Regions from separate parts of the Mus musculus genome. Here all the other regions are linked to region 3. The links are chromatin loops, found by intact Hi-C in ENCODE. Cell type or tissue: left cerebral cortex. All regions are shown on one strand.

Region 1 (8,000 bases), 520 kb after region 3:
GAGTTTGAGGCCAGCCTGATCTACAGAGTGAGTTCCAGGACAGCCAGGGCTACACAGAGAAACCCTGTCTCGAAAAATCTAATTAATTAATTAATTAATTAAAAATAAAATGCATAAGGAGAGGGAAGATAGGTTTACATAGCCAGCCATAAAGCACAAGTGTGACCTGGCTATTCCTGAGCACTGTGTTGCTAGGGACATGTCCAGTGATACAAAAGCACTGTTCAGGGCTCTTCGTATTACCTTACAACGAGTGGCTAGCTGAGGGGGCACAGGAAACAGGAAGCCCCATAGCAAGAAATGGCACATCTCAGGCCCAAGCAAAGCTGTAGCTGATCTTCTGCTCCTTACTTCAGAGCCATTCTGCATAATGTCTGATGGGGTGACATTTCTCAATCACAGCTGGGAAAACTCTCAATTGAAACCACTAGTGTCTAAAACTGCTTCTTTATAGTAAAGCTGTACTTTACAAGGTCAACACAACAGTTTGTCATCTCACTTTGCCCTTCTAATGTTCATATGTTAATGTCTTGGCAGAGTCCCAGCTAATAATCTTGTTATCAATTGACCGTTCCTTCTTCTTGCATAGTGCCAAGACAGTGTCTCAGTTTCTGCCATTCTCTCATTTCTCTAGGCAAAGCCTCAAATTCTATGAGGAATTGCCGTGGACCATAGATTAGGACAGAAGGAAGAAGACTACATACAATCTAAATTCTATTATATAACCCCTAACCTATCACATGCTCTTGTTAATTTGAATTGTAAGCATTAGTCTATTTTTTCTCCCTTTTCTGCTTTCGTTGCCAACTGTTTTAGGGTGTGTGTCTCTGTGTGCACATCAGTGTGGAGGCTGGTAATTGATGCTGAAATTGAGCATTTTCCTCCATTGCTTTTTCTTGTGTGTATGTATAACATCCTACATTTTTGAAATTTTAATTTATGAGTACTATATTTACATCATTCCTATCCCTCCCTCGTAGCTCTCTAGCTTCTCTCATGATCCCCACACTTCTTCTCAAATATATATTTTCTTCCTTAGTTAACTGTGCTACACATACACACATACACAGAGTATCTGCTGAGTCACTAAGGTTGCGCATATGCGTTAAGTGTGTAGGGCTGACCACTTGAAGTCAAAAAACATACCAAGGTAGCATGTTCTAGAAAAGACCACTTTTCTCTCACCAGCCATTAATTGCCTCATTTCTCCTACTTTCTCCTCTTTTGAGCAATAGACAACATTGACACACAGCAAGCCAGGGAATGATTCAGGGTGTCTTAAAATACCTTGATTTCATGCGAGCTCAGTGATGCCATGAGAGCTACCTTCACCACTTCGGAAGGTAACTTGCCCAAGGGCAGAAAGACATCCTAGGAGGTCTCATTTCCTTTTTTAAAGGCTTTATCACCACCACACCACCTTACCAGCACACCAGGGACCATCTTTCTAATATATATAGTGTAGAGGGACACATAAGCCTTATTATATTAAAGGGGATAGTTATTTACTTGATATGTGTTTTTGCAAAGAAAATCTGCAAAACGTATCCTCTAGCTCAACTAATAAAAATAAGTTAGTGAGCATGCTCATTCTCAGCTCATAGTTTTTCAGTAGAGAAGTATCCAGAGAAGGAAGGAAAATCTGCTTTGTCACAATAAGGAACCTACGAATAAGCTCACTTTATAAAATATAAGACTAGAAGAATTGGAAAAATACCTGGGCCTATCATTCAAACATCACAACAAGTTCCTAGAGAAGCCAATTTTTGAGTTTTTAGGTTTGTGAAACAATAAGTCTCTTATGTGAGCACTCAGCATTGGCTAACTGCTGCTGGAACTTACAAGACTCCCTACTGAGTGTAGCTCTTGTTTTGAGCCTGAAGACTTTTTGTTAGTCCTGATGGCATTACATTGTAGAGCAATGGGTCATTTATTCTGCCTTCATTTTCCTATCTGAAAAATGGAGGCGGCTTCTGATTACTAGCATTGCTCTAGCAGAGAAAAAGGACTGAAATAATCCTGGCCCACAAGGGGGGGTCAGTAAATGTTAGCTGCTATTCTTACTTGCGATCAATTTGAATCAACTTAAAAGCCTAATGTTTTACATTTCCATATATTCAGTTATCTCAGTACAATCCAAGTATGCTGCAATGATCAGATCAGAAATGATTGTTAAATTGAACACAAATATGCATATATGATGTGTGTGTATATACATTATTTGTATATATGATAAAACATGACTAGAAGTCATGATTCATAAAAGATACATTGCAATGGGCTATTTGCAAATCTGGTTTATAAATCTCTCATCCTTCCTAGAGCTGTAGAATTTTGTTGCCATTTATCAAGGGTATATCTCTTTCCTAGTTTTCACGAGCAGCCATTTCCCTCATGACATCTCTAGGCTTCATCTTGTAAACCAGGAAAGTGATCATACAAATTCTTCTGGAGGAATTGGCTATGCCCCCTGCTGTCTGCCTCATTAATTGCTGGTCAATCATTTTATGCAATTCATAGTAGCTCCTCCTTTGAGTAAAAGCTAAAAGAAAAGGGAGATGAGGGCATTAGAAAGAGGTCCTAGCTGTACTCTTCCTTGACTTTCATAGCTGTAGTAGGGATAGCAAGAAGTATTTCCCCATCATGTTCAGAATCATTTGAAATGTGGATACATCCATAAGACTTGTATGTAAAACTGAGAGAGCCAACTTTAATGTCCAGATCTTATTGGTAATACAACAAACACAAGTTCAACCCTTCTATTTCCAAAGAAGGGGAACTGTTGCTGTTTTGTTTGTGGCAGATAAACACCAGTAAGTGGAAAGCCGTACCATAAGTGCCTAGGGGCAGGTGGTAGATTGTACAATCGAGAGCCAGGACCTGCTAAGTATCTCCCATTCTGAGCTGACTATGAGGACAAGATGTTGGGGACTGAACTCTAGGCTAGTTTGATCTGATAGCTTGTCAGCCAAGGATGTAGCATTTTTATCACACAGGCTGACAAATTTTGCAGGATCGGGAAATAACTTGTTTTGAGGTGTGTAGATGTCTCTGTATGTCTTGTAAACAATCAGGGGTTGGGGGATAGAACAACAAAGGGCAACTTTGCAGATCACAGCCCAAGATGATTGCCTGACAGGTCTGTGCCAACTCTACTGGCAAACAAATAAAAATGAGCCATTCCCTTCCTCTAAGGACTCTGTAGTTTTAAAGGGGGATAATAAATGCAAAGCTGTGCAAAGCCTGGCTTGGGGAAATGTGAAATCCATCTCCCATCATTTGCATAACATAATCAGCAGTGCTCTGCTAATCAGGCTAGAGAAGGCAGTTGGAACATGTGTTCCATGAAGAGGTCCTGGAGCGGGACCCAAAGTGTGTGCTGCACCTTCCAGGGCTTTACCTCTTGGTGACCAGCACTGGCCTTGACATTCTTCCTCTCTGGATTACAAACAATTCTCCCTGGCTGGTTCACAAGGAGGGAGGACCATTCCACGCGAATGTCTGTCTGTCGGCATCACCTGCTCCTGCCTTTTCAAAGAAATTGGAGTTTGTCCAACTCATAGCTGTGTGCATAGAGACAGGAGCAAATAGGAGCTTGTCACACTGTTTCTCGTTTTGTGCATGCATGACTCACTTATTTTGCAGGGATGCAGCTCCAGTCATTTTAGAAGGTGTCCCCAGACCATGCTAATTCACATCATTGTAATTCTACAGCAGGAAGTGAGACTAGACCCACTTTGTAATAATGTTTCCATGGCAATCTGATACTTGACATTTTATTTAAACCACCAATCTAGAATGACTCTGCAGCCTAGGAGAGGAAGGTTGGACCCCAAGATTTCACTTCGGGAACCAATACTAACTCAATAGGTAAGCAGCATAATTAACTTTCTCCATTTTAGAATTCAGTCCCAGCGGGTGCTAATAAAGCACAAAATATGAGCTCAGTCTACTTGCTCCCTTTGGGGCTTCCTTCTGTTACTTACATTCAAAATAGATTTCAAGGGCTGGGCTTCTGAAGGTCTGTCCCCTCCCCCTTGCCAGTGCCCTCCATACCAGCCAGGCCAAGCATTTCAAAATCATAGAGTCAATTCCAACTGCATACGATTAAAAGATGGAAATATTCCCCATGGACACTGGGCAATTTATTTGTGAAAAAGATTTAATGAAAAAATTTCAAAGCAGACAGTACTCTACAAAGAAAGCTCATTTGTGAATCTCTGTGTTCTCTCTGCTGCCCTGAGCGCATCTGGGGGGTTGGGGGTGTGTGTGTCAGAACCTGCAGCTATTGCCAATGTATCACATGTGAATTACTCAAGAGGGAAAAAACTTAGGCACGTTGTTTATAGAGGCTTAGCCCATAGACAGGCCTGTGCCTCACCCAACAGGGAATCATGCATTTTTCCCTCAGCCTCCACGTGGTCTCAGTCACTTCCGGTTCCCATGTATCAGGTACATGCATTGAATAGTACCTCAAGACAAAGCCATCAACCCTCTTTCAAGGTCTGCACTTTTTTCACCACTGCAAAACGACCTTCTTTCATCTACCTGTCCTTCAGCTTTTAGATACCAGCTCATACAAAACCCCACATTAATAGAATAATGGGCAATAAAGGATAATAAAATTCAGTTTCCTGGGACATTTGAACTACTGAGTGAGAGGCATCTAAATTCATTTTTTTTCCTAGCTACCTGACCTTGAAGAAATTATTTAACTCCTTGGGCCTTGGGTATCTTATATGTAACTTGTAATAATAATAATAATAATAATAATAAATCATCTCACACTCAAGGGGTTTGGCTTTTGTCTGTACAATAGTTAAGATTAACTCTTAAATGTACTTAAAACATGGGCTGCCCATTTGTAACAGAAGAACACACACTTTAAAAACTTGATTCAAATAACCTTCTATGGAGAACTGAAAGGACATTCCAAAGTAGAAAAAAAGGCTGGCTGGGGTTGCCCTTTAGAAGTCATACAACTGCATTAAAAAATAAAAGTGCTATCCCTAATTCATTGTAATGTCAACCAATCATGTAGTGGCTCTTTAGAAACCAGCAAGCCATTTTTAAAGTAGATATGGAAATGCCAACAATCTCAAATGATCACAGAAATTTGTAATATAAAGAACAAAGTTTGGAGGTCTTTTTATGAATTAGTACACATATATATATTGGCCTGCATTTACAAACACATATTTATACTATTTTATGTGTATGAACGTACATGTGTGTGACGTATGATGTGTACATACATACCAAGAAGACAACATGTGGGAGTTGCTCTTTCCTTTTCCATACAGGTCCAGGAGACAAAATTTAAACTCTCAGGAAGCAGGTACACTTACCCACTGAGTCATTTCACTGGGCCAGATTTAGATATTCTGATTTTTCAGATTTATCATAATGTTACAGTAATAACCAAGAATAGTAGCAACATTAGAATTAACATAAAAATCAATGATGCAGATACAAAAGAAATCAACTCACAATTGGACAGCATTTGTTTTCTGGAAAAGAGAAAAAAAAAAACTAAAGCATTTGGTAAGGAAAATATTTTCAGCAAAACAAAACTGTTAACAGTCCCCCAGACCTTAGCACAACTAACGTGTGATGGAAATACTTTTCAGACCCTGCAACTCAGCACATAGGCAGCAACACTTGCCAAAACAAAAACAAAGACTGAATCCATCAAATCCATAGAGTTGAAAATGTCCCTAAATGTACTAACCTTGTTTTTTGGCTTCTGTAATTGTGCTTTGGCTAATTGTTCTTGCTCACTAAGGATGTATCATCTCAGGATATGGAGTTTGTGCTTAAAAGATCATCCTGAGATAGGCTTGAGACCTGCACTTGGGTCACCAAAACCAAGTCTAGTCACTGGACAACTAATAAAAACTTTCTGTTGGCTTGAATCTGTGTCCAAGTAGTTTTCTCTGATGGATACCTCACATCAAAACAAACCACAAAAAGAAGAAAAAAAGAAAAGAAAAGAAAAGAAAAGAAAAGGAAAGGAAAGGAAAGGAAAGGAAAGGAAAGAAAAGAAAAGAAAAGAAAAGAAAAGAAAAGAAAAGGAAAGAAAAGAAAAGGAAAGAAAAGAAGAGAAACTTGATTTCTCCCTATACCATACACAAAAAATTAACTCAAAATGGAGTATGTCTAAAGATACTACCTTTTCAAACAGACTGTGGAAGACTATCTTTATTAACTGGGATCATAAAAAAATAGCTACAATAAAAAGACAATAAATTTGGTTATAATAACAGTGTACAATATTGTTTATAAACAATTTAATACTGTTTACAAAAATATATCCTACGAATATGAAAGCAGGATGGAGATGGAGCTTGGTTGATAGAGTGACTGCCTAGCATACATGAAGGACTGGATTAGATGAACTGGGTATGGTGGTGCATGCCTCAGAAGTTGGAGGTAGGAGAATCAGAAAATCAATGTCCTCCACTACTTACAAAGTTCAAGACCAGCTGTGATATATACAACCTCAAGGCAGGAGCTTGAAGCTAGAAACCACTGGGGTATAATGTTTCCTAGCTTGTCTCCAGGCTTACCCTCATCTAGCTACCTTTCTTATATAGTCCAGGCCCCATGTAGTACTACCCACAATGAAGTGCCCTCCCCCATCCCCCAACATTAATCAACAATCAAGAAAATGCTTCACAGACTAATCTGATGGAGGCAATTCCTAAATTGTAGTTCCCTCTTCCTAGGTGTCACTAGGTTTCTGTCAAGTAGACAGTTCACCATGGCACTTAATCCTTGTCATCTTGGACAGGCAAACATAACACTTTGAATCACAATCTTCCCCCTCCGATTTGTCCCAAGAGCTCATGTTAAAATGATATTATTAAAAGGAGTACAACTTTAAATCCCGGGCAGTCTTTAAATATTCTAACGCTTTAACAGGTCAGTGTCTCTTAAAACATCAAAGTTTCTTAAGTTTGGGTATTTGAAAAATCAAAACAAAGTCATATACTTTTTTTATCCCGAGAGAGAGAAAAGAGCACGGTTATAATCAGATTAGAGTAAACCCTAAATCCTACAGAATAAAAATCTCAGTGTTCCAACTCTGTTACCCATGATCTTCTGGGCTTCAATGGTCTCTGCCCGTTCCACTTCATTACTTCTGCCAGAAAAGCTCTGCTCTTCATCTGTTGAATTTGGTGGTTCTCCTACAGTCCTGAGTCTATACTATAACTGAAGCTATACCATCAGCAATAGCTGCTCCTGGTCTTGCCTCAGCCCTGTTATATAGTGTCAGGGCTTAGCAGCTCTCCAGGACCCCCTCAGTCTTGCATAGTTTATACCTTTCTTACCAGAACTACATGGAAGACTCTTACACATTAGTAATGCTAAGTTTAGTTGCCAACTTGAGATGTCTTTCCTCATCACTCTCCTCTGACCCAGACTACCATGTCTCTGTACTGACTATGAGGAAATTCTGATCTCTTATCGATCACATTTTATATTTTAGCCCTAGCTAATCAACATCCATTGTCCCAGCAAATTAAAGGTTTCAACTCCATAGATTTTTAAATCTAAAATATCACATGAAAAGCCCTGAAAGAATCTTTGTTTCCCTTTGAAACTTCACAAGCCAGGCCTTCGCTGTTGTCCTTATTTGTCTAGTATTATCTTACAAGTTGGCAAAATCAGTTATTCAAGTCTAAGAACTCAATGACTTTTCCAGGCCAAAGCTGTACACTCCTTTCATAATCCTCCCCCAAAGAGCATAGTCAGGCATGCCACAGCAATGTGGCACTTCCCTGGTACCACTTTATGTTCTAGTTAGCTTTCTCCCCCTGTGATAAATAGCTCTGATCAAAAGTCATTTGCGGGGAAAGGGTTTATTTTATTTCACATTTACAGTAAATCATTAAGGGAACTCCCCCCAAAAGAACTTAAGGCAAAACCTTGAAGCCAAAGCCACAAAGAAATGTTTCTTATAGGCTTGCTACCAGCTTTGTATTCAACTATCTTGT
Region 2 (8,000 bases), 530 kb after region 3:
AGCAAAGATATAGTATAGATAAGTATGTAAAGAAATAAGCCTGAATAAATAGTAACTGCCCAGTTTGGAGGATGTATGTTTGAAATCTTTCTAAGATAAAATACATGGAGAAGAGTGTCACCCACTACTTTTACTTGCTTGAAGTTCACACACACACACACACACACACACACACACACACACGCAAATTAATTAAAGTTTAGAAAAAACAAGCTGGGCAATTGTAGGGCATACTTTGGTCCCAGCATTTCTATGAGTTCAAGGCCAGCTTGGTCTACATAAGAAGTTCCAGGACAACCAGGGCTACCCAACTTTGAAAAATAAAAAATAATTAAAAATTAAAAAAAAAAGAAGAAATTTAGAAAAAGCTGTCAAAACTCCACAAACCTCAAAAATGGCAATTTACACTCTTCAGATTTCAATACTCAGAATTTCTAAATTATAATAACTTATTTGAGAATGAATTTCTGCTCTGGGTCTGCAGGTGCATTGTAACTATAGGCTGCTCCAATTTTGGTCTAGTAAGGACCGACACACTCATTATAAATGGCTATGTGTCTTAGACACACTTCTATTTTTGGGAAGGGATGCCATGACCAAGACCACTGCTACAAAAAGAAAACAATTAATTGGGACCTTGCTTACAGCTACAGAGGTTTATTACATTATCTTCATGGCAGGAACATGTTAGCATGCCAGGCAATGGTGCAGTAGCTGAGACCTACATCTGGATCCAGTGCCCAAGACAGAAAAAGAAAAGCCCTGTGTAGGCTTTTGAAAATGTCAAAGCCCGGGATCCACCCCATAATCAGCTTCCAAATGCTGACACCATTGCATACACTAGCAAGATTTTACTGAAAGGACCCAGATGTAGCTGTCTCTTGTGAGACTATGCCGGGGCCTAGCAAACACAGAAGTGGATGCTCACAGTCAGCTAATGGATGGATCACAGGGCTCCCAATGGAGGAGCTAGAGAAAGTACCCAAGGAGCTAAAGGGAACTTCAACCCTATAGGTGGAACAACATTATGAACTAACCAGTACCCCTGAGCTCTTGACTCTAGCTGCATATGTATCAAAAGATGGCCTAGTCGGCCATCACTGGAAAGAGAGGCCCATTGGACACGCAGACTTTGTGTGCCCCGGTACAGGGGAACGCCAGGGCCAAAGGGGGGGAGTGGGTGGGTAGGGGAGTGGGGGTGGGTGGGTAAGGGGGACTTTTGGTATAGCATTGGAAATGTAAATGAGCTAAATACCTAATAAAAAAAAATGAAAAAAAAAAAAAAAAGTAAAAAAAAAAAAAAAAAAAGAAAATGTCAAAGCCCACCCCCAGTGACACAGTTTCTCCAACAAGGTGACACCTCCTAATCTTTCTAATCCTATCAAAGAGTTCCACTCCCTGGTGACTAAATATTCAAATATATGAGTCCATGTTGGCTATTCTTATTTAAACCACTACTTTTTTTTTTTTTTGCCACAAAAGAATTCATCAGATGCCTGAGACTAAAGACAGAATCCTACCCCACCCCTGAAAGATACAGGGTGGTCACAAAGAATCTGCCCTGTAAGCTGAGGCTACTGGCAAAGCCAGATGAAGAATGTTCCAACTGGAAGGCACAAGGTTGCATGATTGGACACACACAATTGGACAGTTCAAAGCTATTGACACTGGCCAGAAAGCACAACACGCAATCATGTTCAGTGAAAACTTGGGCTGAAATAGGATTAGATGGTAGTCTGGAGGTTACAGAAGGTGTGCTTATTCTAAATGCAATAGGAAGACTCTGGAAACTTTGAAATCAGACTATATGGTGATCAGACTTGTGTTTTAAAATCACTGTCACTGCTGTCTGGGATGAATGCACCCAGAGGTTAGGGTTCTTGGGGAGACCAGTTAGAAACCAGCTAAGAGATGGCAGTTTCCTGACTAATGTATTTTATTCCCTGAAATCGAGAGAGAGAGAGAGAGAAAGAGTGAGAGAGAGAGAGAGAGAGAGAGAGAGAGAGAGAGAGAGAGAGAGATTCATTTTAAATGTTTTTCTGTCCTTTTGGGAAGCAGTTTGGGACACTGTATGTGACTCATCTTTGCACCAATCTTCTGAGTCACAAATGCGGGCAGACTTTCTGATAATTTTGTTAGTGGACTATATAATGCAATTTTTTGAAACTGAGTTTGAAAAACGACAGGGAGAGTTTTGTAGACTAAATGAAGCTTTAAAAATCAAAGCATTATGCTGAACGCAGTAAACAAATAGGCTTTTATCTGTAGTCTTAAAATAGGAAATTCTTTTGTGCCACAAAAGAACTTATCAGATGGTGGAGCTTACTGGTGCTGGAGGAACCAGGAATCTTTGTTTTGGTTTGTTTTATAAAAAGTCCCCCAGATTGCTTGTCAGTCTGTATTAATTACCAGATAGCTGCTCAGTCTTATTCTACTTTGTCCCACAGAAGCTATTGTAGAATTTCATCTTAAAAAAAAATAATGAAATAGAAACATCATAGCAATCTGGCCATCACATCTGTCACTGCATGGGTTTCCAGGGTTAATTTGGCTCATTTGGTTAAGTTACTTGGCCAGGCCACATCCTGATATGGCTCACACATCACCCTGCCTTGGCAGCCCTCTGCACTGAGGACACTCTAGTCTCATATATAGTTGTATATCTAGTCCTCTTTTTTAGAATTCAAAATGCTATTTTACAAACTGATTTTGTTTTGCCAGGAACAAAAGTCTGACTGGTGTTTACATGTAAAAAGCTGGATTGCAGTTTTGTTTACCTTTCCACTGGGAAAAGTACCCCATATTTGATTGAAGTGAGGACTTGCCGCCTTAACTGGATATGCCAAGAGACGGTATTAATCGAACCTAGATATGCAAAGTTGTTTTCATTAGATGATTGCCACTGGAGGTCTTAACAGAAATAGAATAGCCTTCCTTCAAGTTATCGAGTAACGTGTTTAACACAGCATGAGAATAGAACCAATCCATGATGGGGCTGGCAAGATGGCTCAGTGGTTAAGAGCACTTATTGCTATTGTTGAGGACCAGGGTTCATTTCCCACATGGCAGATGTTACAACCATCTGCAACTCATGTTCCCAGGGATCCAACATACCCTTCTGACCTCGTTGCGCAACAGCTATGCACCTGGCACACATAAATACATGTGAGCAAACACACATATAAAGTGAAAATGAAGTCTTATTTTAGCAATAAACTCAGTTATGTCTGTATGTCCTATGGCATCATGCCTTTTTGTTGTTTCCTGGGGCTCAATGTATTTGAATACAAAGCACTATACCAAATCTCAAGCAGTTGATCACTATGAGAAAAAAGAAAGCAAGAAAGATGGTCATCGAGTCCTGGTGTTTGCTTGTTTGTTTTGCTTTGCTTTGTTTTTAAATAGCTGGATTCGAGTTGGTGCTCCTGTTTGAGAAGGACCTGTGTAGCAGTGTTGTTGCTATAGTCCCACCTGATAGATTTCCTCTGAAACATCTCTCATCTGCTTGTCCTTGCAAGGAGACTCTCATACCTTGCGTGGTTTATCTGAATGTTCAGGGAGAAGCCTGCACGGTAGCAGCAAACGTCTTCTGTTTCTTATTTCCTAGAAGATTAGGTGAGGCAGCAAAGGTCACTCCCATTATGCCAGTCTTCAAGAAAACTGCGAAATTAAGAATGATCAAGTTCCTTCAAGCAGGACTTTGGGGACTGTCATTTTTAACCTGAGTTGAAAACACAAGGGTTTGGAGACCTTTTTGGTAACCTTTTAAACTGAAGTCAAAAGGTTCAAAAAGAATGGAAAGTCTATGAAATATATACTAAAGACAGAAACCACAGCGAGAAAAGCAAGTAATATGTGATTTGGGGTAGATGCTTTTGACATGTTCATTGATCTCCATGACTTGCAGAGTGCTGATAGCTCTCTGGCCTCAGGGTGAGGCGGCTTGCCAGCTTCCAGATCAAAGGCACGCCTAGGTGCTGAATCCCTGGCGTGCTACCAAGCAAAAGTGCCTGGGGCCACATTTGCTAATTACAGGTTGTGTTCTGCTGTTTCCAAACAGGGTGAAAGCGACAGAAGTTGAACTGTGAATAATTACACACTTGAATAAGTATGTGATTAGCATTATTTGTTGTGGTTGGGTCTGGAGTGATGGGACAAGAATGGAGTGATTGCATTATTTACAGCTTAATTGTAGACAAGTAATTACTTATGTACACGCCTGGTGTGGGGTCAGAGAGGACTCTAGAAAGAATGCAGATGATCTGAAATCCAACTTTCCAAGCCTGTCACTTGTGCTCACTCCCTTACAGCATGATAAAGAGAATCCACTGTGCAGTTCTTGAATGAAATGCGTTGGAATGTTAAATGTCTTGTTCAGTCTAAGCAAAGAAGCAGCAGAGGTTCTTTTTTTTTTTTTTTAAGCTTCTGCCTGGAAAGCAATAAATCACAAATGCCACCTAGTGGTCCTCAGTATCCACTGGTTGCAATATCCTACCATACAGTCCTAGTTCAGTTCAGCTGAGGATTTGTCAAGTGGGGGAGGGGAAGTCTTCTAGTTGTGGTACTTGAGTTGAATGGAGCAGAAATAAAAATTCATCTTCTGTCCTCAGACCTTCCCCTTACTTCTGCCTCCCTCCCTCTTTATGCAGTCTTACCAGGGAATCACAGTCTCAAGGATGCCTACTTTACAGGCTGGTTAGAATGTTACTCAAATCTCTTAGTTCTTTTTTGTGTCTTCTAAGAGACTGAAATTCCTGGTGAGAAGGCCAACAGACTTGCTTAGGAACAGGCTCCTGGCTGCCACTTCTCATCCACCAGGTGGTTGAAACCCACGTTCCTAATTACTGCTCTCCTTGTTTCAAGTGTTCCTGTCTGGATTTGCATCCTGAGAAACCCTATTGCCACCAATTCTCCTAGAGAGTGAGCTCCTTTGATTGGGAAGGGAAAGGTAGAGAAAATAAATTGCTTGTTAAGCCTTCTTTAGTTTCACACCGCCACTCCCATGAGCATGTTTTTATGATTTCATTAAATAATAAATAAACAAGTGCATGTTCTACAGCCCTGAACTTTGTACAAGGAAAATTCCTCGAACAGGGCCCAGAAAATAAGTCTGTAAAGCAGATCACATTCGTGGAGATGTAAGCAGGCCCTTTGTGTGGCTCTGTGCAAATGCAGCCTTCTGCAAGAGTTGGAACCCCTGCTTCTCTCTCCAGGACACCAGGAAAAACAGTAGCTGAGATGGTCCTGGTGGCCCAGGCTTAAGTAGGAGTTGGCTGCTTTCTACTTGACAGGATTCTGATTTTATACAGGGTTGACGTTGTCTCTTCCTGTTTAGGGCCCTTTCACTCTGCATTGAGCATTTTCAGAAAAAAACAAAAAAAACAAAAAACAAAAACAAAAACAAAACATCTATTCTACTTCTTTGCAGGGCATTCTCCTGCAAATAGCTGATCCTACTCCACCCTGGGCAACGTTCCTTTTGGCCAGGTTTTTTCATCCAACTCTTAGCGACCACTATCCTTCAAAATATATTCACTGATGTCAACCTCTTCTTTTTTTCTGATTCCACCGTTTATTGTTATGCTACAAGAACTCTTTCCCTCAGTTAGAACTATCCATCCTTGAGTTATATTTCTTTCTTTTGTTTTTTTTTTTAAACACATATCTTGCCCTTACTTCTGCAGCCACCTGAGAGATTCTGAGGCTTCCAATGTGACCTTGCGTGACAGGAAGGGCCCGATTCTCAGGAACACTATTGGAATAAAAACACCTTTTTGTTGTTTTTGGTTGTGTTTCAAAATTAGAGGCACCCTGGCCCTCTGGGCAGAGATATCACCAAGGTTCTCATTCTGACTTGTGATTGCTTTCTCCTTCTGTAAAGCTTTTCTATTAAATACCTACTGATGACAACCTAGCCATCTGAGTCTAAGCAAACAGAGTACCGCTGGGAAAGCAGAGGGGCTATGTGCCAACTTCTGACTGTTCCCAGCTGGACACTAACTCCGTCTCTGTCACCAAGGAATGCATCTCACTCTGAAAGATGAGAAATTTCCCCAGCTTATCTTTTCTGTTTTCTAAGGACTATCTTTTCTCAGAGCTGCCTGATAATCTGGTCATATTCTCAAGCCTCCTACTAAGATAGAAAAGACTCTTGTAACTACTCTTTAATCTACTTCCATTCAATACTATGAATTGTTTACAGGTGATGTCTTAGTTAGGGTTTTACTGCTGTGAACAGACACCATGACCAAGGCAAGTCTTATAAAAAGCAACATTTAATTGGGGCTGGCCTACAGGTTCAGAGATTCAGTCCATTATCATCAAGGTAGGAGCATGGCAGTATCCAGGCAGGCATGGCGCAGGAGGAGCTGAGAGTTCTATGTCTTCAACCAAAGGCTGCTAGTGGAAGACTGACTTCCAGGCAACTAGGGTGAGGGTCTTATACCCACACCCACAGTGACACACCCATTCCAACCAGGTCACACCTATCCCAACAAGGCCACACCTTCAGATGGTGCCACTCCCTGGCCCAAGGATATACAAACCATCACATTCTACTCCCTGGTCCCCATAGACGTGTTCAAAAACATGAGTCTATGGGGGCCGTACGTAAACATAGCATAATACAAAATGCATTTAGTCCAACTTTCAAAGTCCTCATAGTCTATAGCAGTCGCAACAATGTTAAAAGTCCAAAGTTCAAGGTCTCTTCTGAGATTCATCCAACTTAATTAACTGTAATCCCCAAAGCAAGGCAGGAAACCAGCTGGGCAAATTCCAAACTCTGCATCTCCATGGCTGATGTCAAAGCGGGTCTTCAGATCTCCACTCTTTTTTCATCTTTGTTGACTGCAACAAACTGCTTTCTTCTGGACTGGTTCCACTCCCTGTTAGCAGCTTTCCTCAGCATGTATCCCATGGCTCTGGCATCTTTATCATCTTTGAGTCTCCAAGGCAATTTCAGTGTTACAGCTTATTGTTTCAGTGTCTGGGATTCCACTTGGTCTTTTGGATTCCTCCTAAGGGCTGGCATCACTTCTCCATCTCTGCCTTCTGTAGCACTCTAAGCTCAGTTTGATCCATGCCATTACAGCTGCTGTTCTTGGTGATCATCCCTTGGTTCTGACATCTCTAATACACTGGGGTGTTCCACTCCAACTAGGTTTCACCAATAGCCTTTCATAGGCTCTCTTCAGGGTGCCAAGCCTCAAATCCTTTGCATGACACCTTCAGTCCTGGGCCATCAACTACAGCTGAGGCTTTACCTTCTCCAATGGCCTTCCCTGGCCTCCCACAGTGCTGAGCCTCAGCTTCCCTCCATGATCCCTTCATTCCTTCACAAGCAGTACCACCTGAGTGACTCTTACACATTACCAAGACCAGCTGCAGCATGAGGTACAACCTTGGGTATCTCTGGAACACAGCTTCTTTGTGCTCCCAGAAAAACAATTTCCAGAAGATTTCACCTCAGTGATGTTGGTCTCTTCTTAATCACTGCTAATTCCTTAGCTCCAGCTAACCAGCATCAATTTTCCCAGTAGTTCCTTCCATTCTTAACTCTAAAGCCAGAGCCACATGGCTGAAGCAGCTGAGTTCTGCTATTTACAGGAACTAGAACATGATTCCCTTGTACTATTACATTAACACTGGCTTTATGTTTTCTAAATCCTTCACTGTCTAAGCTTGGCTATTCTGGTTCTTGCTCTGTAGATTGACCTTGAATGCAGAGATCAGCATGCCTGTCTCATGGGATTAAAGGTGTGTACCACCATGCCTGATTCTAAATTCAGCTGGGTAGGGTCTTGACCCAAGGTCCCACTCCCTTAATCTGTTATTTCCTAGAACACAGGATTTTGCTCCATTTCATTTCCTGGTATACCTTTAATACTGGAATCATATATTTTATATTTTGCCTTTCTAAGCTTGCTATGCTTGTTCAAACTTATCTTTGTGAGACTTAACCAGAGAACAAAGTCTCTGCTGGGCTTTTTGAAACTTCC
Region 3 (8,000 bases):
ATCTGGCCAAAGGAAAAATGTATTACAAATCAATATTAGATTATAAGTGGATAGGGTGACATGGGAAGCTATAGCTAGACCTCATGGTGGATCAAAAATGTGATGAAATATCTTACGCATTTCCCCCAAAGTCCAAACCATAAAAGGGGTGGTAATGGTGGAAGCAGCATATGTCCAGGTGCTGATAGCCTATTTATGCAAAGATGAATTTGGAGGACATGAGTCCTTTGTTCGTTTTTTGAGAGTTTTTAAAACCCCAACTAAATGACACAAAGAGGTCTGGCTAGGATAGAAACACCAATCAGACATATGGATTGATCATTCAAGCATCTTTCCTACCCTGATATCCTACTGTCACAACATGCTTGAATGTTTAAGGAAAAGGTATTCAGTTTGTTTCAAGAAGGAGAGAGAGGAGGAATGTGTGTTTTCTCTACTCTTCAGTTTCAAGTAAATGGACAATCTATCAAGAAAGCAAAATTATATTTGAACTGACAAGCATCATCCAGTGTTCACCTCAGGCAGTGTTCTCAAGTCACAGAGAAACAAAATGGCCCACCCTGAAGAGAGCCTTGTAATCCTAATGCCTAGAAGCCTGAAGCCTCACTACTACTGAAAGGGAGGCTGTCACTGGCCATGAGCTGAACACAAAGGGAATAACTGAAAGAACACAAAAAGTACAGTACTCCTTTGCTGAGATGAACCAGGTATCCACAGCGGATCTCCTACCTGTGGGTAAAGCTAAGTTAGCATCATTAGCTGTAGTCTACTCCTAGCTGGAGCTCGAAAGCAGTCTAAATCACTGAAGCAGTCCAACTGAGGACCTTTGCACAAAGGGATTCTGGCTAAAGGCGTAGCATCAGCCGCTGCACTCTGTCCCTCCCCTGCCCCAACCAGCATATGTGGTCTCTGGCTGTAGCCAGCCAACCTGGGCTTCCCTCCAGTTAGGGGCATATGGTAAGGTCACAATGGCCAAAGGGGTTTAAACAGAAGACTTGATTCAGACTCAGAAAGAATAAACATATCAAATGAAGGTGCACAGAAGCGAGAGGATCAGAGAGGCTCTGCAATTCTTCTTAGGGTTTCCGTGTTTTCTCTCTTTTGCACAGTGACTTGTCAGCGTACCTAGGTGGAATACGGGATGCGATAGGAGACAAGTAAAAAAAATAAATAAATAAAACTGAAATATTTTCAGATAGCACTGTGAACCTTGCAGAGTGCAGAAACGGTTTTACACGGCGCAGGAGTTTATGATTGCTGAAGCACCAAGGTCTAGCGCTGCCAAGAGTTTGCAGAGCAGCGGCTCCTCTGACAGGAACTGCGGAGCAATGTTCTTCCAACAGCCTGACGTCATCTGTGTTGGTTTGGGTGGGACTGGATTGAATGAGGATGAAGCTGACAAGAAAGGGATTGTGTGGCTCCGTGTGAGGAGGAATACATAATTTACAGACAATTCCCCACAGAAGCAGATGAAAGTAGCAGCATTCTTGTGGCCCAGAATTCACGATACAAAACACATTTTTCTGCCAGGAAGTAATATGTTGCAACTCTGACCCAGTTCGCCACCCACCTAACTCCATTAGGAAATAAATGAAATGGTCTAAATAAAGAGAGGCATTTAATTGAGGCTACGGTTTCCAGAACAGAAAGAGTCTAGGCTCTAATTAAGTATCTTCCAAGCCGCACTCATAGAGCTAAGGGGCTAGAACTGAGGGGACCTGAGGTCCTGTTTTGCACGACAATGGTACCGTCTGACTAACACAGCATCTGTCCAAATGACCAACACATGCGCATCTCTGTGTAAAGGAGCTTAGCAAACACATTTAATTTAGAAATTTGCAAGTGTAAGAGAGACAAGGAAAAATAGAGGCAATGACAAGCTGGTCCTGGGGCTTCTAGATCTATCCTAAAAGCAAAGACAACACAATTGTCCATACTTACCTGTGAACACATTTAATATGACTAAAAGGATTCTAAAATATTGACAAACAAACTTACAGATACCATCATTCTCTACAATTTTATGTCAGAAAACAACACTTGCTGAATTTTTAGTTTACCTCCCAACCCAATATGTTTTTTTTAAACCGTAGCAGAGTCTACCTTTTAATTCTGTTTCAGAAGTTAACTAGCTATTTTGATTTTCTGATCTATTAAATTAAAAGTGAGAATACGATACAAAAGCCAAAACAATACTGCTAATGAAAACCCACTAGTGTTTCAAGTCATTAGATGCGCAGAAGAGCTTCTGACTTATTAAAAACCTGTCATCTGCCAGCCGCTAACATTTGGACCAAGTCTTATGACACTGTCTTGACCAAAGTATGACAGAGCACAGAAATTGTTTAAGCAAAAACAAGGACAGTAAAAACAAAGGTTTTCTAAATTACTGTTGCCTGTGCCATTAAATTTCATATTGTGCATGGAATATAAATACATCACTTTGTTCTGCATGACAGGCAGAAGTGAGCATTCACACATTACTCAGCCACTTAATTAAGTGCCTGGGATATTTGCAGTTAGCAGAAACTAATAAGAGAATCACATTTAAATTCAAATCACTCCTCAGGGTAGCTGTCTGCAACATAAGCAAAGCTTACTGGGTGGATGTTCCACTAAATGCGCAGCTAAAGGCTCAGATTCACTATTTGTGAATAAAGAATAATTCTACTTGTGATTAAAGGTGAAAGTAAAACAAACAGTTCTGCTGGGGCTTTCTGAGTGACAATCCATTCTGCTCGTTTTAAATGCACAGTCTGTCTATTATGATGTCTGCTACAACAAGGGTATGATTTAGAGTGTGGCTGGTGTGAGGCGCTGGTTCCCTAAAATAAACAAACAAATGGGGAGACTGACCCTTTCCCGGTCAGCCTCTGCTGCTCCTCGCAGCCGAGCTCACACCAAGTCCCTGCACTGCAGACAGTAAGCAGCAACATTATGAAGAAGTCTCCATTCAAAAATAGCAAGATAGAGGGTCACAGGGAGTGAGGGGGCGGGGCTGAAAGGGAGGGAATTCACATAATTATAACAAGAAGCCCAAACCCCAGCCTTTCAAATGCTGAGAAATTACCTCTGCCCAAGTGTGAGTTTATTTTAGCCATTTGTCTTTATACAATGTAACTCTTCTGGACTAAAACAGTCCCATATGGTTTCAAATCTGCCCTTGATTCCAAACAGCCCCCACACTGAGCTGTTTCAAAAATTTAAAGCCATCTGGTCACTAGGGATACAAGAGACCTTACAATGTCGCTTCTCCTACACTCTGTGGTTTTGTCAGCCAGAGAAAACCAGACACTCAGGCCCCTAGTAGTGAAGGGTAAAATTTCATGAAAAAAAATTCAGCTCTTGAAGAGAAAAATGGTCTAACCCAAGGTACTTACAGACAAGTAAATGAGAAGGGTTACATTCAGAATAAATACACATGCCCCTCCACTTATGAAAATTATATAACCTTACCTGCTACCATGCATTAGTGTGCTACAGAAAATATAAATCTCCAAATTCCAGATTGCATTCCAAAACAGAAATAAATCAAAGTGAGCTTGAATATTTTAACATTTTTTTTATAGTTTATAGTGAGAATAATGATTTTTGTTAGAAATTTGGCATTTTCTGTAAGTCATAAAACCTTTGAAGCATACATTCTGATCTTCGCAATAGGGTCTGTCACACAGCATCACCTCAGACATTGTCAAGGCACCATCTGGCATTCGTTAGACAGTAGTAGATGGAAGAGGTGTAGCCCTAGGACCTAATTCTTTAAAGTGCAGAAATCAGTATTTATCCTCGCATCCAGAATTATAATATACAGTTCCTATGTAAGGCTATATCTGAAGAAAATTACTTGAGATTTATGAATAAAGCCACTTGCTGGTTATATTTGGTAGGGGGACAAGAATGTTTGGGTATTAGATCCATATCCTTTCATACAATTGCAAATTTTGTTGTATTATGTTTTATTTTGTCATAAAACTTAGTAACTGTACTAAAAGTAAACTTCACATAGATTCCCAAATTGTCTTCACCCATTTCTCATCGATATATCAATGTACCTCCAAATATTCCCAGGCTCCTCCTAATATCTATCGTCCCATTATAAGTAACACCTCTTCTAGGTCTAGAGACACACTTAGCTCTGCTTCCTCATTGGATTGTTGAAGATAGCCTTTTCTACAGGAAGCTTTTTTGAGTCTTGAATAAAATTACTTTAGACACGTGAATATTTATGCTAAATATTTAGAAGCAGAGTCATTAGTAATGGGCAAACTATAATGAAATATAATTAACAGCATGAAAGCTTGTCTTCTTAGGTTTTGGCTTCTTTGAAACAAGACTTTACTATGTAGTCCAGTACCAGTACGAACCTGAATGAACTGTATACACAGGCTGGCCTAACACTCCTCATCACTCTTAATCTTCTTGCCTCAGTCTGCTAAATTCAGGTGTTCCACTAGGCCTTCTCAAAGTATATTTATCCTTAATGTTATCCTTAATGTCTTCTTGGCCAACAAGAGCGTGTATTTTTAGAGTCACCATTGGAAATTAAACTCCAGAGCACCCGGACTGCATAGCTCAACTGCATTATTCTATCCTCAGGATATACCTATGTTCATGAATGGCCTAGGAAATGAGGTGAGCACCAAGAACTGGGTTTGCCTTGGTTACTGCTCACTTTGTACTCTGGTATCCCTTACACACATGGGTTCTCCTGACTATAAGAAAATATGATTTAAGTATTTTCTGAGGACGAACAGTGAGGGATACTGGACTAGATAGGATAACTTCTCTTATTTCTTTATGTTTCTTATCTCCATACATCTATGTTTGACTTGGCATGGTCTCTGAGGACAGTGTGAAATGTATATTTCCTCACCTCTTTGATAACTGCATTGACCACATAATTTGGTTTTGATGGATGGAACATTATCAGAAATCTAAAACGAGAAAAATGTAAATATATTAATGGATTTTGGCTTTCTTGGCATTCTTCCCTTAAGCTTTAAGAATGTAACTTATGAGCAAGTGAAACATGTGAAGTAGATGAAATTGGAGCCAAAAGTTGTCAAATGAACAGCTTGAAACACTCAGTTTAGCACAGCATAGAACCACAACACCACATTTATTCCATAAATCTATTAAATAAAATCAGTTTATAATATATTGAAGGAAGAGATAGGAACAGTTGTTATACAACATTGTGGTGGGAGCAAACAAAATCTGTTGTCATCTAAAAACAAATATATTTAAAAGAACCCTTCATTTAACATCTTTTGAAAAGCAGTGTTTTGATTGTATTACAACACTAAACACTGCTATACTTGAATAAATACCAATAGAGTTGCTAAATTGATTAAAATTTGGTTTAATAAGCTACCTTAACACTAAAAATGCTACTGGTTATGTTTTGGTATTGCGGGGCTGATTGTTTATTTTTCATATGTAGTACAAGCTAGAGTCATTTGGAAAGAGTGAACCTCAACTGAGAACATATCTATGCCAAATTGACCTAGGGACAATTTGGCATAGGGTCACTTGACTGTTTATTGATTAATGATTGATATGGGAGGGCCTAGCCTGTTTGTGGAAAATTCTATCCTATGCCAGGTGGTCCTGGAAACTATATAAAAAAAAGTAAAATGAGCAACCAAGAGGAGCAAACCAGTATGCAGCACTTCTCAATAGCCTCTATGTCAGGTCCTGTTTTCAGGTTCTGGATTTGAGTCCCTTCCCTGATTTCCTTCAGAGATGGATGTTATAGCAATAGTAGAAAAGGGGGTAATCTGGAAAAGACTCATTTGAATAATTATGTATTATAAACTATATAACTTTGCATTAAAATGGAATCCATTTGCAATTGCATATTAATCCTATGAAAATCCTTTGCAAAATGAGGCAGATTCAGTCAGTATCTCTGTGTCTCTAGCCACACACATCATCTGAAAGAGATTTATTTATAAAAAAAACAACTAGTTTTCTATTCCCACTTTAGAGAATTAGCTACAGGTGATTAAGTATATCAAACAAACTTTAACAAACTATGAAAAGAAGCAGATATTTTTAACTCTGGCATAGATAAGTTTATGCAAGGTATTTAAAAGGTATAGTCTTATTAATTCTTGAATTCATTTCTGCTCAGGTTTTTTAATCTTTCATAACAGATTAAATATTAGTATCTTATGTTTTTATGACATTCTAATGTTCAGTTTTTACTAAAGTGAACATTTAACAACTGGGATTTCTTAAGAATGAAGGGGGTCTTTGGAGTCTACATTTTCTCAGCTATAGCATGCTGTCTCTATAAGGAAGGTAAACTCACTGTTTGACTAAGAAAATTTAGGCTAAATTCATTGACTAACATTAGGCTCACTAAGAAACAAGAAAATATTCGTACTCACACAGAGATATGATTTTGTTTTGTTCTTTGAATTTAACAATGAACTCTCATGATTATGTTCAACCAACTGCAATAGCTAACAATCTTATGGGACAAAGTAAGTACTGACAACCTGAGAGCGGCAACTTGGAGAAGGAGGGGTTAATTCTGACTCACCATATTAGTAGTAATAAAAAAAAGCCCATCACAGCAGGAGGCAGATGACCAGCTAGTTCATGTGCAGTGAGGAAGCTGAGAGCTACGACTGCTGGTGTTTAGCAGGCTTCCTCCATTTCCCCTTTTTTTAATAGTCTGAAAATCTAGCCGATGAGACAATGCTACCCATATACAGAGAAAAATCTTCCTTCCTTAGCTAAACCTCTCTGGAAACAGTCTCAAAGACATGTCCAAAGGTGGGTTTCCTAGGTAACACCAAATTCTCATCAACTTGATAATGCAGATTATTCCCCCATATCCAAAACATTTCAAAGATTATATATATATTCTAATGGGATAAAGAATGCATTCACCTGTAGAATAAGAATTAATGAATTTCACACTCCGAATTTTCTGTTTTGGAAACAAACAGAAAAAAACTTCAAAGGAAAAAAAAAAACCTCCCCACAAAGATCACTAAAGCAGTGGGTTCTCCCTGTTTCTAATGCTGCAAACCTGAAATACTGTTCTTCATGATGTGGCGATCCGAACCATAAAATTATTTTTGTTGCTACTTCATAACTGTAATTTTGCTACATCTGCTCTGAGTTATAATTTGAATATTGGTGTTTTCAGTGGTCTTAGGTGACCCCCATGAAAGTGCTGTCAGCTGCCAAAGGAGTCGCAGGCCACAGGTTGAGAAACAGTGCTCTAAATTTAAAGCATTACACAGTAAATAACAAATAAATGAATTTAATATTTGATCCAACACTGAACAAAATAACACCTAGATTTAAGTGCTGTGGAGCTTAATAAGCAGGAAACGTGTTCAGCAATTATGAAAGAGCATAAATTTTAAGAGATTTTCTTTGACTGACATAAAGTCTCCTAAGAAGTACCATTTACTGTGTACCCCAATGTACTTAACTTGTAATCACAATTAACGCAAAGTAGCTCAACTCAAAATGACTGTCTTTAGTTCATATACAATGGGATTGCATTTTGCACAGAATAGCGAGTGCCCAACCCCCATGGGCTGAAGAGTCAGAGCTAGAGGGTGACAGGCAAGACAAGGAGCTCCCCAACCCCATGAGCTCACTGGGACTATAACACCTGCTCCACCTATTGAGTCAGCCTTGAAATGGGTGGGACTGACTGCAAAAAAAGGGGGTGACAAATGTATTTTCCATGAACCAAAATAGCTTCTGCCACATTTAGCTCATAAGATTTGTTTTCCTACTTTAATTCTTCTAAGAAGAAATTTGGGAGAAACTGTTTATCATACAAAGATTCTTCTTCACACAAAAATCGTATTTTGGAGGTTCAGACATAATTCTGGCTCCTGCTTCAATGTAACTTCTAAATAAAAACTTGGTCTGATTTCCTTTCCATTTTTAATTACAGGCAGTATATAATGCCAGTTTTCCCTCAGTATGTACTTTCTACTGTTTAGTTTAAAACAAACCATGAA

What was found. A loop is a pair of places that touch in the nucleus more often than their neighbours do. Peaks named below come from ENCODE experiments on the same cell type or tissue, not always from the same donor. Only the 100,000 strongest peaks of a DNase experiment are listed, where the experiment ranks them.
Region 1: a loop joins it to region 3, with 1.9 times the contacts of the local background. A loop is called at or near these places in 2 of 42 quality-filtered maps.
Region 2: it touches region 3 in a loop (2.1-fold over the local background); 2 of 42 quality-filtered maps call a loop at or near these places.

Annotation. Positions count from the first base shown.
Region 1 is chr12:46,641,838-46,649,837 of GRCm38, reverse strand. No RefSeq gene overlaps it. Among named protein-coding and RNA genes, the nearest start is that of Nova1, 170 kb to the left of the region's middle. In left cerebral cortex, no CTCF peak of the experiment used is centred here; DNase peaks (open chromatin) are centred at 931, 1,201, 3,341 and 3,527.
Region 2 is chr12:46,631,646-46,639,645 of GRCm38, reverse strand. No RefSeq gene overlaps it. Among named protein-coding and RNA genes, the nearest start is that of Nova1, 180 kb to the left of the region's middle. In left cerebral cortex, a CTCF peak has its summit at 4,459 (motif pointing left); DNase peaks (open chromatin) are centred at 2,041, 4,047, 4,475 and 5,974.
Region 3 is chr12:47,157,909-47,165,908 of GRCm38, reverse strand. No RefSeq gene overlaps it. Among named protein-coding and RNA genes, the nearest start is that of Nova1, 340 kb to the right of the region's middle. In left cerebral cortex, no CTCF peak of the experiment used is centred here; DNase peaks (open chromatin) are centred at 2,721, 3,159, 4,608, 7,656 and 2 more places; H3K4me3 peaks cover 1,015 bases; H3K27ac peaks cover 2,030 bases.